5 separate regions of the Homo sapiens genome follow, and regions 1, 2, 3 and 4 are each linked to region 5. The links are chromatin contacts, found by Hi-C or POLR2A ChIA-PET in ENCODE. All regions are on one chromosome and are shown on one strand. Each heading gives the region's core, a stretch centred on a gene start or an enhancer-like site at or near the end of the contact. The rest is flanking DNA. Distances are from core to core; before and after follow the strand shown.

Region 1 (3,242 bases), core at 195-2,694, 6.0 Mb after region 5:
CTCTACTAAAAATATAAAAATTAGCAGGGAGTGGTGGCGGGCGCCTGTGGTCCCACCTACCCGGGAGGCTGAGACAGTAGAATCACTTGAACCCAGGAGGCGGAGGTTGCAGTGAGAGGAGATGGCGCCACTGCATTCCAGCTTGGGTGACAGAGCAAGACTCTTGTCTCAAAAAATAAAATAACATGATACCGAACTGTCTGGTGGCCCACATTCATAGCACTCTAATAAATCAGTGTGTACAGTTGCATAATGTTCTGCCCTACAAAATTGACCAGGAACCATCAGATTAATAGGCATTCAACAAAAAAATTAAGTATTTTTAATTGCTAAGGTCTGTGAGTTATCCCTTTTTTCTTCCTCACGTAATAATCTGCACACACGAGAAAATATTCCTGAACTTGAGTTTCTATTTTTTTTCTTTTCCCTATTTGCCTTCTCAAACTCCCAGGTGTTAAAAAAAAGTCTCAAACTTAATGCACATTACAGGCTTCTTTTCTGACATACAAAAATCGTCATCTTAACCTAGTTTTCTTCTCCAAAGTGGTCAAGAGGGAAAACCTCAAGCTTTTATTCAGATCTATGTAAACCACTAGATTGCCTATCTGGTATTTCCTTTTGCAGAAAATCACTAGAAAACTAAATAAGACGAGGCAAAGTTTAGACAAGAATCTGATGGCTTGTTTCTCCGAGATGCAACCTTGGAGAGAGGCTTCCCCAGATTCTAGTCTGGATTCACTTTACTGCATGCTCTTCCCCGCTCTCTAGCTCAATACTCCGGAGAGAAATGAAACTTTTATTTGCTCGAGCAGAAAAAGAAATTAAGAAGGCCACGAACATGCAGCGGACTTGGAGCCCCTTTCTAGCAACAAACAGGCTCGTGCTCCTCCGCCCGCGTTGGTCTCCAGCTTCCCAGAGCCCCGGCGGGTTGCGAGGACCGCCCTGCTCGCCACTGCTCCCCACCGCTCCGGTACCGACACGTGTTCTTACTGCCAAGTTCGGCCGCAGGATGCTGAGCCGAGCCCCGCCCCGCTCCACATTTCCCAGGCTCCGCCTCTCCTGCCCCGCCCCCGGCACCGATTGCCAATAGCGCCCCGAGGCGTAGCCAGGTCCCGCACTCCCCGTGCCCGGCCCGCCGCCTTTGTTCTCCCCCGCTCTCCCTCTTGGCCTGTGCGCTCCCGGCAAACCGAGTGGCAGCCGCTGATTGGTGGTTGTGGCGCAGCCAATCAGAAGGGGGCACCTCACGTTAGGGCTCGGAGTTTTAAACGCGCAGCCGAGGGCCGCGCGCAGGAGTAGGGAGGGCCTAGGGCGGCGGAGCCGACTCGTCGCGGCCGAGGCGCGCGCGGTCCGTGCCGGCGTCAGTCTGGGATTGGCCGGCCCGCGACTTCCTCCGCCCCCTGCCAATCGCCGGGGACGACTTCCGTGGGTTTTTCCGGCTCCCCCGCGTCGCTAAGGAGCGACGGGCTGTCGGCCAGACCCCGAGTTCTCGGTGCGCTCAGCGGCCGCCGACGCTAGGAGGCCGCGCTCCGCCCCCGCTACCATGAGGCCCCGGAAAGCCTTCCTGCTCCTGCTGCTCTTGGGGCTGGTGCAGCTGCTGGCCGTGGCGGGTGCCGAGGGCCCGGACGAGGGTGAGCGGCAAGCGCGCCGCGGGTCGGGCTGTGCTTGCGGGGGCTGCAGAGCTGTGCGGGGGCCTGGGCCCTGCGACCCCGGCGGGCGGGCTTCCGCGCGGTCAGCTCCAGAACTAGTGATGGGCGCCGAGCCCGGGGTAAACTTGGCGGAGTTGAAGGGGCGGGGGCGGTGGCTGTGGCAGTGGCAGGATCGATTTGGGGTTCCCGGGAGAGGAAGGTGGCCGGGGTCTCTTGGGCTCCGACGCCCTGGAAGACCCCTGTCACCCGAGGCTGGGAGAGGGCTGCAGAGCGCCTTTTTTGCAGCTGGGTCCTTCGCCTTAATTTACAGATTTTCGTCAGGTCCAGGCTAACTCCAGGCGAACGCGCCCAGGCAGTGGGAAGGGAGAGGGAGAGCCACTGGAGAGAAGGGGCGAGGGCGTGAAGAAACAAGTGCGAGTTCTTTGGAACAGCAAGCATTCCTTTTCAAAATGTGGTCTGTAGATTTGGAAATGATTAATCCATAGATTCTGGAGAAAGGGATGGCTTGGTTTGCACCTTTGAGAAACTAGAGATACCATTCCTTCTGCATTTAGCATTTACTGTGTGCCAGTCCCTGTACTGGGTTCTGGGAGGAAAAGATTGTGAGTGTGGTCCCTGCCCATGAAGCGCGTACTCCAGTAGGAATAGTAACAACTACTTCATGGTCCCTGCATTTTTCTTCGAAGTGAGCTAGCTGCAGACATAAGAACTCTGAAGATTAGGAAGTGCTAATTAAGGAAAAGTTGTTATTCCTAGAGAATAAGGCATCCAGGTACTGGTCTTTACCTTCTTCCTCTCTGCCCTTACTTTTAATCACTAGCTTTTTAACCTTCTGAGTTTGTTCTAATATAAATATACACTCTTTGATAATGTTAGTGTGTAGGGAAATCGTGAACTTTATACTCTTTCAAACAGATTGAGTAACTTCTGCGTGGGTCACTGATTCAAAAAGAGTCTTTGCCCAAATAGAAAAGGAAGTAAAAACCCACACTCGGCGAGAAAAACACCTGCCGAAAGGAATCCGATAGCGGGACTGCTTACAAATTGTGTCTTGAGACCTTTACCCAAATCATGTTTGTTTAAATAGTGTTTATTTAAATACAGATACCCAAAATACACTGAAGCAGAATGCAGGGGTGGGCCCCGGAATCTGCGTTTTAAGTCAGTTTTCCCTTGAGACATAGAATTAACTTCGGGAGGCACAGTGAAAGTTGAGGACCAGTGTGGGTGGAAGATGCTTTTTGGAACATAGCGGAAAAGCATATAGCACTGTCTTGGTTTTGATCCAGTGATTCTGTTTTTGGGGGGATTCTTGAGAGGCCTGGGAGAGTGGCTTTAGGAGCTGTTAGGACCAGCAAGTTTATCCTTCCGGTCAGAGGTCTTTAACACAGAAGAGTCCCTGGGAAGCAGTTGCTCCTAGGGTGAGCCTAGGAATCCCAGGGGTCATCATGGCCAAGGGCAGGCCTCCTGGGACTTCTAGCTCCGTTTTTTTTTTTTTTTTTCCTAGATAAGGTTACGCATTGTTGCCCAGGCTTGAGTGCACTGTCCTGATCATGGCTTACTTAAGCCTCAAACTCCTGGGCTCATGGGATCCTC
Region 2 (3,776 bases), core at 1,183-3,682, 6.3 Mb after region 5:
AGGGAAGGGGGAATAGAAAAGGAGGGATGAGAGAGACGATCAATTTTACTCGAGAAGTGTATAATAAAGCTTGAATTCTTAACCGGCTTAAGCACAACGACTGTGTTTTCTGTAGCCAAAAATCAGCGCATGTTTTCAAACGTTAAGTTTAAGTTAGAATTATTCCAGAAAACTCATTCATTAAAAAAAAGCAACTGAGGCACCACCACAACCAAGTTCTGTTACTCTGGGGACGCAAAAACAAATAAGGAATATCTCCTGCGCTGGAGGAATTCACAATCGGAAATGTATGGGAAATAAGGCTGTCATGTAGTTAATTACAGCTAGAAGATAATATTCAGTAAGTGGCAAGAGTCTAATGAACTGTAATATCTAAGGAAACCATGCAGAATCAGCTCAGGCATGCGTGTCTGTCTTCTGATGTGGTACACACATTAGGAGTGGGGGGTGGGGCTGGCTATAAGGACCTGAGCATGTGGCTCTCAGGGAGGGAGGCTTTTATAAATTGGTGAAAAACCCTAGCATATCTAAATTTGGTTTGTTTTTTGACAAAATCGTTTTTAAAAGATGAAGCCAATGAGAAAAAAAGTTTAACATATTTAGAAAGCAATTCAGCCATCCCTCTCAAGCTTAAGGAACACTCTCCTGAAACCTCCAAAAATGGGCATTAATAGAGTTAAAGCGAGCCAGTCTTGTGTTTGCATGCTTTGGAATTTGAAATGTAACGCAACTATTTCGACTCACCATGGAAAACAACAAATAGAACCTTCAAGTAAAACATTTTTCAATATCCAAAAACAAACCTTCTTTAAACAAAGAAAAATCTCATCTCCAAATATCTTTTTCAAACAGAATGACTGGTTTTACATTTTAAACATCATTACATATTTTACTACGTAATACACTCTCCAGGATTTCAGAAAATCGGGTACATTTTCGGGTGCACCATGAAATGAAGTGTTAAACTTAAAACTGCACACACTTCTGCGAGGCGTTAAGCTATGCTTAGGTCCTAGAAGCTCATGGCTTGAAGTAAAAAAGGAATCTAGTTCCTCTTCTGCCGCTTCGTTAAGTGCATTCCAAAAAGTGTGATCGTTTACTCCACTCAGAACTTTTGACGATTTTAATGCTACTACAGGAAAGAGCAATTACACAGAGCAAACAAATATTTAAGTAGACTGCAATTCAGTATTTGCGCACTTACCACTAACCCCTACTACGAACCAGAAGCAACCAAGAGTGACCCAATCGGAAAAGAGAATCCTCTTTTTGGCAAAGCCAGCCAGGGAGAAAACCCTAACTTTGGGGATTCATTTCAAGGAATGTCTACAAGCATTCCTCTCTTTCTTATCTTATGTCTGCGCTACACAATACTGCACGGGTGGCAGAAACGGGGGTCTTTCAGATCTTAAGGGAAAAAAAAGCGACGACCCCCGAGTCTGGGGACCCCAAGTCCCAGCGGCCTGGCGGGCGCACGGCTACCCTCAGGGTCAGGGCGCGCGCTCCCGTTGGGACCGGGGGCGCGCCGAGGCCGCAGCGCAGGGCCCGGCCCGACTAGCGAGCGATAGGCGGGCGCCGGGGGGCTCTGTCCGGTTCGGCCGCCGGGCTAGCATCCCTGCGCGCATGCCCCGGCCCGCTCTCCCAGGAGAACGGGGCAAAAGGGCGACTGTTACCCAATAATAGCGCCCTGCACGTTCGCAACAATGCAGGCGGGGAACCCGAGAGCCGCGGGCAGGGAACCGGAAAGCGAGAGAGCCCGGCTCCGCGGCTGCTCCTGCGCTTGAGCCCAGAGCTCACAGGGGAACACGCGTCGGCCGGAAAGCAGCGCCGGGAAGAAGCGTGGGCGCGAGGGGGCAAGGGCACGGGTCCCGGCGTCCCGCGGAGGTCGCCTCACCAGGCGAGGCGCGGACGCCCGAGCCGCCCCGGGCCACACGTCGGCCCACCCTCCGAGAACCCAGCCCGGTCGCGGCGGGGAAAGGGGCCGGCGCCACCAGGCCGCCGCCTCCAGGCGCGATGAATCGTGCTTTTTCCCAGTGCGTAGTCCAGGCCTGGCCGCCCCGGCCCGTCCGGGGTGACTCAGGGCCCGGCCCCGCTCGCTCCTCTGCCACCTTCGGCGTCCTCCGCCCACGAGTCCCCCGGCCCGGCCGCCATTCTGCCCGGCCGCGTTTCGGCGGCTCAGGCCTCGCCAGGCGCCTGGTTTCGGCCGTCGCGGCCCGAGTCACTGCGACACCGCGGCTCGGGGCCGGGCCTGCGCCGCCGCCGCCGCCGCCACCTCCTCTCGGCCCCGGCGGCTGCCGACACTCACCCGCATCTCTGTGGTGCCCCAAAGGCTCCCGCGACGCCTCCGCCTGGTCCCTGGGCCTGGGCCCCGGCGAAAGCCCCGTCCCGCCAAGGTCTAGCTGCGTCCCTCAGCTACCGGGGCTGCCCCGCCTGGAGCTGCGTGCGACACGGCGCCCGCCTCCTCCTCCTCCCCTGCCCGCCCGGCCCTCCTCCTCCCGCCGCCGCCGCCTGCACCACGCAACCTCCGCCCTCTCGCCTTCCCTGCGCGGCTCCCCGCCCTCTCGGCCTCACCGGCTCCGGCGACCGCGGGGGAGAAGCTGTTGGGGGAGGGCCGGAACGCACCGCCATCGGCGTCCGGGGCGGGGGAGCCGGGAAACCGTCGTCGCCATCGCCCCGCCAGCCCGAGGCGCGGGAGGGGCCCGGAAAGCTCCCTCCCGCCCGCTCGCCGCTGCCGGCGGCCCCGGGGGCGCCCCTTCCGCGGCCGAGGCCCCCGCTCGCGTGGGGAAGCTTCTACCTGCGAGCCTGCGGCCCCTGCCCCCGGCACCCGAGACATCCCCGACCCGGCGCGCCGGATTCTCTGCCAGGTTTTACAGCCTCCCTCGCCTTGGGACCGCCGCGGAGGACCCGTTCCCGCCACTTCGGACCTCGCGAGCGGGGCTGAGCTGCTTGGGTCGGGGACACCACCAGCCTCTGGAGAAACGGCCCGAAGCACCCCGAAGAAGAGGGGGTCCCAGTCCCCTGCCCCTCCCTTGTGCGCACCCCCACCCCCAGCTTGCCTGGAACCTGACTCCACACCTTTGTCGACCGGGACAGGGACTGGGGGTTGCACCCCAGATCAGAAAGTCAGAGGTGGCCCTCCGAATCGGCGCGGACTTCCGAGGAACCTCAGCCAATTCTCGACCCCCTTACCACCTGCAAGGCCTTAGGAATCGGCTCCAGAAAGCTCGAGCTTATCTGCGTGTTTCGTTTTAAAAATCACTTCTAAGATAAAACCTAACTAGGCTTTCCCCTTCAGACTTTCAGTAACTCCTGTTTGGCAAATTTTGACATTCACTCTATCCTTCGTCTTTGTAAGGACATATCAAGACTTAGAAGGCTTTGATTACACATACGGATGGCATGAGTCGTGATATAAAATAGTATTGTTTTCACGTGTACTTCGAAGTCATCTCATTTGAAATTAACTGTCATAATTGACTATTTGGAATATTCAACCTAAATACTACCCGCTGCTGTGGTGACGGGGGGTGGAGGAAGCGTGGTGGAACCCCAACACCTAGTGAGGGGTGGCTGATTAATACCACGGCTCACAACATAACAGAGCGGCTCATTCCATGAACAACCCCGGGGGGATTTCGAATTCTATCATCTGGGCAAAAGATGTGATGAGTGTAACTTCCTGTTTTCTCCAAACTAAAACACTACGCAGATTCCTGTACCGCTCTGGGACAGAAATCCTCAGCCAGAGCAGAGGCCGTCCCCAGAGTCCACACTGT
Region 3 (3,370 bases), core at 725-3,224, 5.3 Mb after region 5:
TACTGGGATCATAACAACCTACCTCATAGAGGTATTGTGAAGACAAAACAAATACAGGAATAGTGCCTAGAACAAATGCGGGGACTATGAATATTAAGTGCTATGATTAGTAATACTGCAGCCAGACCTGTCTGCCTAATGCCCGCTTGCAGGTCTGAGCCTGCCAGCTGAGCTCTTCCACATACTGCTCCTGACCACCGGTGTCTCTCTCGCTCCAGACTAAATATATCCCAGCTCTTCCAGGAATCTGTAAGAGATGCTTTCCAGGCCTCTCACCATCTCAGCCTCAAGACAAACTGTTTTGTGATAAAATTCTTAGAAAATGAGAATGGGAACTGACTGTGGCCAGGGTAGGCGCTTCTGCCAGTGGCCTCCCTCTCCCCAGAAAAAGCAAAGAGTGAGGGTTTTGTGTGTGAGGGAGTGAGCAAGTGTGAGTGTGCAAACACCTGGGCTACAAAACTCATCTTCGGGAGGAGGAAGGCCACCACTGGCTGGCTCTGCCCACACACCACCGGCCTTCCTCCTCGGGCCCCACTTCACCTCCTTCCCCCAACCAATGGAGAAAAGCTTTCTGGGCTGACCCAGGACTCTTGTAACTGGGCAGCCTCCTAGCTCATAGCTGCACACTGGTCCTCCTAACATCACCCTTCCACCGTGTCACTAGCCCAGCACAAAAACTGCAGCTTCAGTGCCTGCTGGACCTGCCCCTCTCTCACAGTCCTTCCCAACCTAGACCTGCTCTCCCAGTGGGCCTCAGGCTCGGGCTCCCTGATCAGACCCTGCCACAGGACCTCTCAACCTGGAGGCTGTGCTCACATTGCCCTGGGCTTCTGGGAACCCTCCCTGCTCCTCTCCACCTTACAGTGACCTACCACTCCCCAAGGTCACTCCTGGCCACCTTCTCCATGAAGCTACGTAGTGTGAGGATATTCCCCTCATCAGATCTGAAAGGTCAATGGCCCAAACTCCTCACTTTACAGAACAGGAAACTGTGGTATGAGGAGGCCTTAGGATGGGGCCATGGGCATGTCTGAACCAGGGTGTCCCTAGGCTACTTAACTGTGCAGCCAGACCTGAAAAGGACACTTGACTGTCCCTGCCCAACAACATCCAATTTGCCTAGCCTCTCCCTTCTCCCCAAATGCTTGGGGGCACTAATGACGCCAAGGGCCTGGCACAGTGTTTGCTCTGCCTAGTCACACGCTGCCCCCCATCCATGGCTGCCTCGGACTGGCCAAAGCTCAGGAGCCACCACGGTTGCAGAACTGGCTCCAGGTGCCCATCCAGAAGAACGTGGAGCAGTTGCTGGTATCAGCACCAGATACCTGATACCTCACTGATATCAGCACCAGAGTTTCCCAGCATCGTCACAGCCCACACACAACCTAGCCCAAACGGTGCCCAGGCTGTCACGGCCTGGGGCTCTCCCTCCAGTTCTCAGATCTAAACGCCTTACCTGCAGGCTTCCCAAGACAAAACTTGGGGTTTGTTCTATCTTTGTTTCTCCCCATTTCCACGTCCCCAGCCCCCGGGATCCAGGATTCCACCAAGAACAGAAGTATGAGATTTACTCACTGCCTCCGAGGCCTTCATGCCCACTCTACCAGGATAACTTGTAACGAAACAAGCCACGCCAAGGGGGTTTCCCCAGGTGGAGACTGGGCCGTGGGTACCGGCGGCGGAGAGCTGGAGAGAGGTTGTCCGAGGACCTGAACTTCCCGGCACGAACCCCTGAGCATCAGGCCTGCCCAGCCTCACCCAGCCGATCCCGAAGTTGCGGGGGGGTCCCAGCTCTTTCTCGCCCTACCGCCTTCGGGGCCGCACTGCGCCGAGGGGTCCGCGCGTCCGCCTGCCTTACCTGGCGCGCCATCCCCGGGCTCAGCCTCCCCGCCACTCCTCGGTTTCCGGCGCGGGCCCTGGCGCGGGCGCACGCGACCCTCGTCGGCGGCGGCCCAGGTCCGCGCAGGAGAAGGCGGGGCCGGGGGCCTGGGCCGAGGGGGAGGGGCGGGGGTGGGCGCGCCCGGGCCCGCCCCCGGCCTCGTTGAGCCCGCCCCGAGCGCCTCGCATCCCTTGGTGGGTGGTGCCGTTTCCGCCCGGAGCCCCCGGCTTCGGCGGCCCGGCCGGCCGGCGCAGACGCGGACTACACTTCCCAGAAGGCGCCGCGGCGCCGGCTCGGAAGCGGGGGGCGGAGACAGGGCGGGGCGGACCTGGCTCGGGCCTCGTCCCCGCCCCCTCCCCTCGTCCCCGCCCCCAGCTGCGGGTAGAGGTTGCGCGCCGAGACCAGCCGGGGCGGCTGTGGGCGTGCAAGCCCGCGGGTACGCGCCGCTTATCACTCATTCATTCCCGCAGCCACCACTCAGCGCGTCCCATGTGCCAGGGGCTGATGGTGGGGATGAAGAGGGACCCATCTTTCCCAGAGGCCGCGGTCGGGGAAACCCGACCTGGAGTGAAAGGGGTCGAGGGTCCGGCCGGGCGTGGGTGGGACAGAGCAGCTGCCAGGCCCCCGTACATCCTCACGTCTTTCGCCCGCGCCCCCGCTCGCCGCAGCCATGACCTACCTTCGTGTCACATTTTGCGTGCCTGTTTGCTGGGGTGGTAACCCCAGTTGTTCCTGGCACATAGTAGGCCTCAAATAAACGTGTGATGCGGGAAGGAAGCGCGGCCCACTCTCCTCTGCCTCCCCCTGCGCTTCACGAGTTCGAAGGCCTGGTCTGGGCGGGCGCTGCGAGAGCGCTCCGGGGGTGCGGGCGAGGCGCAGCGAGCCTGGTTTTCCTGTCTGGAGAAGGACCCCGTCATTTTTATAGAAGGCTGCTGGAAGGGGGCCTGCGGGGCTAAGCCTGCTGTGCCAGACAGAAGCTTGGAGGGGAAGGGGAGGCTGTGGTCCCACGCAGAGGAGACTCTGCTCTGAGTTTGGAAGCCCCGTCCAGACCTTGCGGCCCAGACAGCGCTCTGCCTGGGCAATATCGGAGGGAAGGAAAGGGAATTCCTCGCCCAGTCGCCCGGGGCTGGCCCTTGCAGCCGCGCCGGCCATGATCACGGACTCGGGTACGATGCCGACAACCCCTCGTCCCGGCCTCCGAGGAAAGGCGCACGCCCACTCGGGCAAAGCCCCCTCGGTCATACCCGAGACACCTTAGACACAGGACCGGCGTGTGCGCAGCCTGCTGAACAAGGATTTGAAGATATCACAAGGCCCCACCTCGCGGAAAGGGAAAACTTAAAAGTCCAACTTTTCAAGAGCCCTACAGGCCACAGCCCTCAGGGTAAGTCGCCTCCTGGGCTTTAGGCCGGGTCCCACCTCCGTGCCGAGGTGAGGCGGGCTCCTTACAGTAATGTGTTCCTGCTCCCAGCTCCTCTCCACCGCCCACCC
Region 4 (3,457 bases), core at 92-2,591, 6.0 Mb after region 5:
GCCTGCCGGATTCTCACTGCATATCATGACACCTATTGGGGCATCAGTCAATTTGATTAGTCAGCTTCAGTGTCTTCATTTGTGGGGTTGTTGGAAACAGATGAGACAGGATCTGGCTGAGAAACAGCCCCAGAAACCTCCTCTCCCAGAATGGCACCAACCCCCCTTCCCTGCCTCTGAGCCTGGCCACTGGGTGGACTTCCAGTCCACATAGTAGACTAGATCACCCCCAGTGCATGCAAAGGCAGAGTGAAAGGTATAAACAACTTAGTCAAATCAAGCTGTACAATGAAAAACAAAAGGAAATAAAACTATTCTGGCGCACACCTTTTTCTTATTAATTTCAAGTTGGCTGCCAATGTTTACCTGCTTTGTTCTTAAAATAATCCATTCTAGAATTTTGCTAGAGAGCAACATCGTTTAGAGATTGTCATTTATGAAACTCTCACTCTCATTTTCCCCTCTTTTGAAATTAGGACAACATCTACCCATGTCTAGTTTTCTGGGGTTATTCATTCTCCTCAATGGCATTCATTCATTCATTCACTCAACACATTTACATAGCACCTGCTGTGTCCCAGATACTGTGCTAGGTACCAGAAGGAGTCAAACATAGTCAATGATTCTGCTTTTCCATTGGCTTGGGGCATCCAGGAACACATTTTCTCAGGCTTGGAGATGTGAACTCCAATGGGCAGCTGCCTGCCCTTCCCCTCCCCTTGCCTGCACCTTTACAGTAAGGTCTACTCGCCGCTGCAGCAGGAAGATCCTCCATTAGGAGTAAAACAGAGCTGTGAATTCGGCTGCCCCAGGAACAGCCCGATCCTTGTTGCTCCAGACACATCCCTACTGTCTTTTTGCTGTTCTTTGCTTTCGGCATGAGTTTCAGGTCTTTCAGAGCTTTGCCTCTGACACTTTCACAGAAATCTTTTCCACCCGCCTTTTCTTAGTCATCTTTACTTCGGACTTCCTGCTTCTGCCTTTTGTCCCTGTAGATTCTGAAGTCCTCAGGAACAATCCAAGATCTTCTGGTGTTTCAGATGCTTCCCCTTCACGTTCCTTAGGTGGTGGTTTCTGTTCTATCAGTTGGGGTTTAAGGAGGAGGCAGGGATCTTGGGCAGTGGGAGAAGCACCTCTGTAGGGAGCTGACTGCCAAGATGGGAAAGTGTCAGCCTCCAGGTAGTGGCGCTTGCTGGGATTTACCGACGCTGGAAGCACAGACTTTATCTGTAGGGCTCACAGTTTCCTCCAGGTCCCACAGAGCTGTCCGGAGGGTCACACAGCAAACAGATAAAGGAGGCCAGCGCAGATTGGGCGGCTCTCTGGTACCTTGCGGTGGCTGAGCCACTCAAGACAAACCGGGGGAAAGACGCCCTGATGACGAAATGCTAATTTTGCATATCTCTTTCCCAGGATGCTTAGCAACACGTCTGATTCTTGTTATTCAGTACGTTTTTCCAGCTATTGATAAATAGATGTGCCAGGGAATTCTTAGAGTATATATATATCATTAATATTGTAAATATAGTCATCAGTAAACTGAAACCAGAATATCACTGTAAGGGGAAAATGAACAAATTTGGGGGCTTTAAATAGTTCAAACAGTAGGAGGACTTATTGGCTGGTCCGAAGGTAGTGAGTTATCTCAATTGATTGTTCACAGTCAGTTACAGATCGAACTCCTTGTTCTACTCTTTCCCCCCTTCTCACTACTGCACTTGACTAGTCTTTTACGAGAGTTTCCACTCTCCTGGCATCCCTCGTTTCTTGTTTTCATCTCAATTTTAAAATGTTGAAAGTCAGCATCATTAAATAAAGCATGGAATACAGGGGGAAAACGAAGTACTATTCTTTTCTTCCAGAAACAAACAGTAAATTTGGGAAAACCCATCACAGACAAGAAGGAAAAAGAAAACAAAAATCAAATAAATAGTAATAGATACTACGGACCAATTATTGGTAAAGATGGTATAGTATGTCCTAAGAGATCAAAGACAGGAAATGGGATGAGGGTGAATAGGGGTTTTTCTTTTTCTTGTACTTTTTCTTTTCTTTTCTTTCTTTTTTTTTTTTTTTTTTTTTTTTTTTGAGACAGGCTGGAGTCTCTGTCACCCAGGCTGGAGTGCAGTGGTGTGATCTCGGCTCACTGCAACCTCCGCCTCGTGGGTCCAAGCGATTATCTTGCCTTAGCCTCCTGAGTAGCTGGGACTATAGGCGCGCGCCACCACGCCTGGCTAATTTTTCTATTTTTGTAAAGACCGAAGTTTCGCCATGTTGGCCAGGCTGGTCTTGAACTCCTAACCTCAAGTGATCCTCCTGCCTCAACCTCCCAAAGTGCTGGGATTACAGGCGTGAGCCACCGCGCACGGCCAGGATTTTTTTAATGTTTTAATATCAGTAGGATTAAGGACTGGTATTTGATGATACAACACTCAATGGACAAAATTAAGAGGCATTTCAAAGTCGACAATCCAGTTAAGTTTTGAAGCTAAGAGATGTGAACATTTTCAGAGAGAAAGTATTTTGGAGGAAGACAAACCAAGTCCAAGAGTTTGAAAATAGAGAAGGCGGAAGAGGGCAGAGTACATTGCGGGATGCTCACCACGTGAGGCACCAGAGCCACTTTCTAATCCTGGTTCAGCCCTTAGGTTCTTATGTAGCCTTTAGAAAGCCACGCAGCTGCCTCCTCATCAGAAACAAAGGGTCATTACACTGATCTTCCTTCCCTCTTCGCTACATGGAAGTATACATTCCTAACAGCCTCGAGGCAAAGTGTTGTTTGATGAGATTGTGGTGGTGTTGCAGTACAGTGTGACTGCCACAAATGTGTATACAACAAAAGAATATTTAAATTTTTCTTATAGGTGAAAGTAACCCAAGGCACCTTGAGGGCACATGTGGGTTTCCCAAGAGCTTCCCTGTGGGGTTTTTTGTTTTTTTTTTTTCTTTCTGAGACGGAGTTTCGCTCTTGTTCCCCAGGCTGGAGCACAATGGCGCGATCTCGGCTCACTGCAACCTCCGCTTCCCAGGTTCAAGCGATTCTCCTGCCTCAGCCTCCCGAGTAGCTGGGATTACAGGCATGTGCCACCACGCCCAGCTAATTTTTTGTATTTTAGTGGAGACGGGGTTCCTCCATGTTGGTCAGGCTGGTCTCGAACTCCCGACCTCAGGTGGTCCGCCAACCTCGGGCTCCAAAGTGCTGGGAATACAGGCAAAAACCACCACACCCGGCCTTGAATTGTAATTCTCAGGTGTTGAGGGGGAACCTGGTGAGAGGTAACTGAATCAGGAAGTCAAGACTTAAGGGTCTCCTCAATCTAAGTCCCGAGGCTTTTCCCGTACAGCTAGCTTGCTGCTTCTTCAATAATAGATATGCCTTAATTACAGTGATTGTTCAAGCCAACTGATGTTGCTATGATCACGTACCAGCTATGAACACAGGACTGTCACTGTATCT
Region 5 (3,377 bases), core at 1-2,500:
GAACAAAGGCCAACTTAAAGCCTGGAAAGTGATCTAATCTGTTAAATTAGTGTACCGCAGAGTAATTTTGAAAGCCTTCTCGTTTTGTTTTGTTTTTTTTCAGAGACAGAGTCTCGCTCTGTCGCCCAGGCTGGAGTGCAGCGGCGCGATCTCGGCTCATTGCAACCTCCCCCACCCGAGTTCAAGCCATTCTCCTGCCTCAGCCTCCTGAGTAGCTGGGACTACAGGCGCGTGCCGCCACGCCCGGCTAATTTTTTGTATTTTAGTAGGGACGGGGTTTCACCGTGTCGCCCAGGCTGGTCTCGAACTCCTGAACTCAGGCAATCCGCCCACCTCGGCCTCCTAAAGGATAGGATTACAGGCGTGAGCCACCGCGCCCGGCCCCTTCTCTTTTTTAAAACCAATTTCACTAACATTTACTTAAAAATGATTTTCTGCTTGGCAGAAGTGACTTAAGGCATGTGGGGGAGACACTGCGGGTCTGTCTCAGATTCCTTTAGACACCAATGCTCCACAGTTTTACGACTAGGTAATAGTCCGATAATCACCCATGAGTTCCTGGACTCCGGTTTGTTGTGGGATTGGAAATAAACGAGAAAGGCTGCGTTCATCATCATGGCCTTAATTTCTTCTCCCAACTTCCGGTCGTGCAGGTGTCTTGGGCAGGTGATCCCGAGGCCACTCTGCCGTGTTCTGTGAATCTTGGCGGAAGGGAGGCGAGCTGTAAATAAAAGCGTGACCATTAGAATCGCCGCTGTGTAGTATTAACCTGTTGAGCGCGGGGCTTCCCGGGGCTGGAGCTGCACCGCGGGCTCTGCTGTCTGGGACTCTCCTCCAGCGCGGACCCGACAGGACGCCAGGGACCAGGCCGGTCCGGCCGGGACAGCGGGGCCTCGGGCAGCGACGGGGCCGGGCCTCCCCCCAGCACGTCCCCAGCTCGGGCACTGAGGCCTTGCGGAGACCCCAGGACTCGCCGCGGAGGCCACCAGTGCGCGTCTCGCGTGGCGCTACGGCCTCGGGAATTCCGTCACGGCATAGCCGGGTCCAGCGCGGTGTAGACCGGGGCCCCGCGCCTTGCTCGGCCAGAGCGGCTCAGGTACTACTCCAGGTCCGGCCGCACTCGCGGCCACTGCGAACAGCCGGGACACCCAATCCCACTCCGCCCAGGGCCAAGAAGCCCGAGGAGGCCGCAGAACCGCTCCCGCTCCCACTCGCGGCCCCAAGGCCCCACCCCCCCCTCCGCCGCGCGCATGCGCCGCCCCCGAGCAGCCGCATGTGGCGACGGGAGGGGCCTGCCAGCTCCCCTCCTCCCCGGGACCGGCTCACTCCGGCCCCGCCGAGGGGGGAGCTGGTTTCCCCTCGTCCTCGGGGCCCCCTCGTTGCAGAGCGGCGGCCACGGAACCGCAAGGGCCAGAGCGGGCTGCCGGCGCCAGCTACCCCGGAGCCGTGGCTGGCGGCAGAGGCGCGGGGCGTCACTGGAGGCCGGGCGGCTCCTCGGCGCTCCCCCTCGGTGGCCGGGGCGGGATGGTGCGTCCCGCAGGGCGCGCGCGGCTCCCGCGCTTCGGGCGCTCGGCGCGGGCGCGGGCGGGGGCGCGGAGGGCGGGGGAGCGGACCCCGATTCGCAGGACCGGGCCCGGGCTGCGCGGGCAGGGCCGTTGGCGGGGCGAGTGGGGGCGCCGGGCGCCGCGGGGGCCGGGGGCGGGGGGTGGGCGGGGCCGGGCGCCGCCGCGGAGCCTCCCGGGCCGCCGCGATCATGTCGGACCAGGCGCCCAAAGTTCCTGAGGAGATGTTCAGGGAGGTCAAGTATTACGCGGTGGGCGACATCGACCCGCAGGTACCGCGCCCGCCCCTGCCGCGGCCTCCTCCCCCGTCCGCGTCCCCGTCCGTCCCCGTCCCCGTCCCCGTCCCCGCTCCTGCCGCGGGCGCGCGCCGGGCGCAGAGCGTCGGGTCCGCCGAGGCCGCTGGCCTGACTGCGCTGAGGGCAGGGGCGACCGCGGGGTGGGCGCGGGAGGCCCGGGCCCGGGGGAGTGCGGGAGGGAAGGCGGCTGGGGCTCTGTACCTCGGCCCCTAGTGCGCGCCCTGAGCCCCCGGCCTGCGGCCCTGGGGTCGCCGCCCCCGACCCACCGGGCCGCCTCGTTCTCTGCTCCTTTGCTGAGCGGGACGGGCGCGGGGTCGCGTCTCCCCATTCCCCGCGCCGGGCGTCTCGGCTCCCGGGAGAGCAGCTCCGAGGGCGGACGAGGGGCGCCGGGATCCCCAGCCGGGGCAGCTCGCGCGGGGACCCCAGCCTCGCTCGGCCGGCGGGGGTCGTGGCCGTGCACCGGCTTGGCCGCCTCCGCCACCCGGGCAGCTGCCGTCCTGTGCGGGGCTGAGGAGCGCTCCCTTCCAGCCTGTGTCCCTGCACGTGGGGGCTGGCATTCGTCTTCCTTGATTTTCCCACTTGGACGATTAATTTTACGGTACCCTGGTAACACCATCACATTACACATTTAATTTTGTGTAGTTTGGGCTCACGCCAAAGGATATTGTGGGTTTTCCTTAGTATTCCTATAATAATATATCTGTTTGATGTCACACAGTTATCAGTCCGTGGTAGGAATGCATCTTAGTTGAATATCCTCTTCAGGTTAATCTTCAAAATATTTCCTTCTTAAAAGTTTAGCTGTACAGTTGTGTTGCCTTGGGTGTGACATCAGTGGCCCCCACCTTGGAGGATGGGGATCCCCAGTGATCAGAGTTAGGCCTGGAAGGGCGGAGACTCATATTTCGCAGATGAACTTGGATGGTGTAGAAGGAATTGTAGAAGGCTGAGTGATCTTGGCCTTCTTGAGGTTCGTCCTTGTAACAACTTTTTGGACCCTTTTTGCCCTGTAACTTTAGGGTAAAGAGACTTCAAGGCCGGGTTTACCCCTGTAATCCCAGCACTTTGGGAGGCCAAGGCGGGTGGATCACCTGAGGTCATGAGTTCGAGACCAGCCTGGCCAACATGGTGAAGCCTCATCTCTACTAAAAATACAAAAATTAGCCGGGCGTGGTGGCGGGCGCCTGTGGTCTCAGCTACTCGGGAGGCTGAGGCAGGAGAATTGCTGGAACCTGGGAGGTGGAAGTTGCAGTGAGCCGAGATCGCGCCACTGCACTCCAGCCTGGGCAACAACAGCTAGACTCCGTCTCAAAAAAAAAAAAAAAGCCTTCTATCTTTGAATTTACAGAGTAAAACAGTTGCTGAACACGGAGCGATGAAGATGAGTGCCTGTAACAGTGTTAGCTTTTTCCAGTATTGATGATTCCCCCGCCCCTCTTTTTTTTGTTTGTTTTTTTGTTTTTGTTTTTTGCTATCCACCATTTTTCTCTTCCCCCTCCTTCCTAGCCTTCGTGTTTCA

The links. Hi-C counts contacts between places; a loop is a spot of excess contacts on that map. ChIA-PET counts read pairs that join two places held with the same protein, here RNA polymerase II (POLR2A). Pooled maps may share reads with other maps.
Region 1: a map of endothelial cell of umbilical vein shows a loop between it and region 5 (14-fold over the local background). The contact joins the promoter of PDIA4 here to the promoter of PAXIP1-DT in region 5. A Hi-C loop is called at or near these places in 1 of 168 maps with a recorded cell type or tissue (endothelial cell of umbilical vein), 1 of 37 single-sample maps with no recorded cell type and 5 of 50 pooled maps.
Region 2: a map of naive thymus-derived CD4-positive, alpha-beta T cell shows a loop between it and region 5 (27-fold over the local background). The contact joins the promoter of CUL1 here to the promoter of PAXIP1-DT in region 5. A Hi-C loop is called at or near these places in 1 of 168 maps with a recorded cell type or tissue (naive thymus-derived CD4-positive, alpha-beta T cell) and 5 of 50 pooled maps. POLR2A ChIA-PET finds 5 or more read pairs at or near these places in 1 of 52 experiments (activated CD8-positive, alpha-beta memory T cell).
Region 3: a loop to region 5 is called in a map of ascending aorta, with 5 times the contacts of the local background. The contact joins the promoter of KRABD3 here to the promoter of PAXIP1-DT in region 5. A Hi-C loop is called at or near these places in 1 of 168 maps with a recorded cell type or tissue (ascending aorta), 1 of 37 single-sample maps with no recorded cell type and 5 of 50 pooled maps.
Region 4: a loop to region 5 is called in a pooled map, with 21 times the contacts of the local background. The contact joins the promoter of GHET1 here to the promoter of PAXIP1-DT in region 5. A Hi-C loop is called at or near these places in 1 of 37 single-sample maps with no recorded cell type and 4 of 50 pooled maps. POLR2A ChIA-PET finds 5 or more read pairs at or near these places in 1 of 52 experiments (CD4-positive, alpha-beta T cell).

Annotation. Positions count from the first base shown.
Region 1 is chr7:149,026,707-149,029,948 of GRCh38, reverse strand. It overlaps PDIA4 (protein disulfide isomerase family A member 4), which reads left to right and starts at 1,444. Exons shown (of 10, transcript NM_004911.5): 1 at 1,444-1,628. The coding sequence starts at 1,541. RefSeq lists silencers at 952-1,531, 1,602-1,671, 1,762-1,811 and enhancers at 1,136-1,729, 1,730-2,324.
Region 2 is chr7:148,697,559-148,701,334 of GRCh38, reverse strand. CUL1 (cullin 1) reads right to left here and starts at 2,432. Exons shown (of 22, transcript NM_003592.3): 1 at 2,306-2,432. RefSeq lists silencers at 1,428-1,527, 1,828-2,857, 3,518-3,577 and enhancers at 1,405-2,130, 3,198-3,247.
Region 3 is chr7:149,713,555-149,716,924 of GRCh38, reverse strand. KRABD3 (KRAB domain containing 3) reads right to left here and starts at 1,974. Exons shown (of 17, transcript NM_001290187.2): 1 at 1,859-1,974. The coding sequence starts at 1,870. RefSeq lists enhancers at 1,052-1,684, 2,322-2,821 and silencers at 1,887-2,326, 3,153-3,370.
Region 4 is chr7:148,985,411-148,988,867 of GRCh38, reverse strand. It overlaps GHET1 (gastric carcinoma proliferation enhancing transcript 1), which reads right to left and starts at 1,341. Exons shown (of 1, transcript NR_130107.1): 1 at 1-1,341. It also overlaps RNY1. RefSeq lists enhancers at 995-1,044, 1,365-1,414, 982-1,482 and a silencer at 1,625-1,694.
Region 5 is chr7:155,001,306-155,004,682 of GRCh38, reverse strand. It overlaps PAXIP1-DT (PAXIP1 divergent transcript), which reads right to left and starts at 1,250. Exons shown (of 1, transcript NR_028090.1): 1 at 1-1,250. It overlaps PAXIP1 (PAX interacting protein 1), which reads left to right and starts at 1,559. Exons shown (of 21, transcript NM_007349.4): 1 at 1,559-1,834. The coding sequence starts at 1,754. RefSeq lists an enhancer at 163-664 and silencers at 909-988, 1,009-1,698, 1,729-2,098, 2,269-2,418.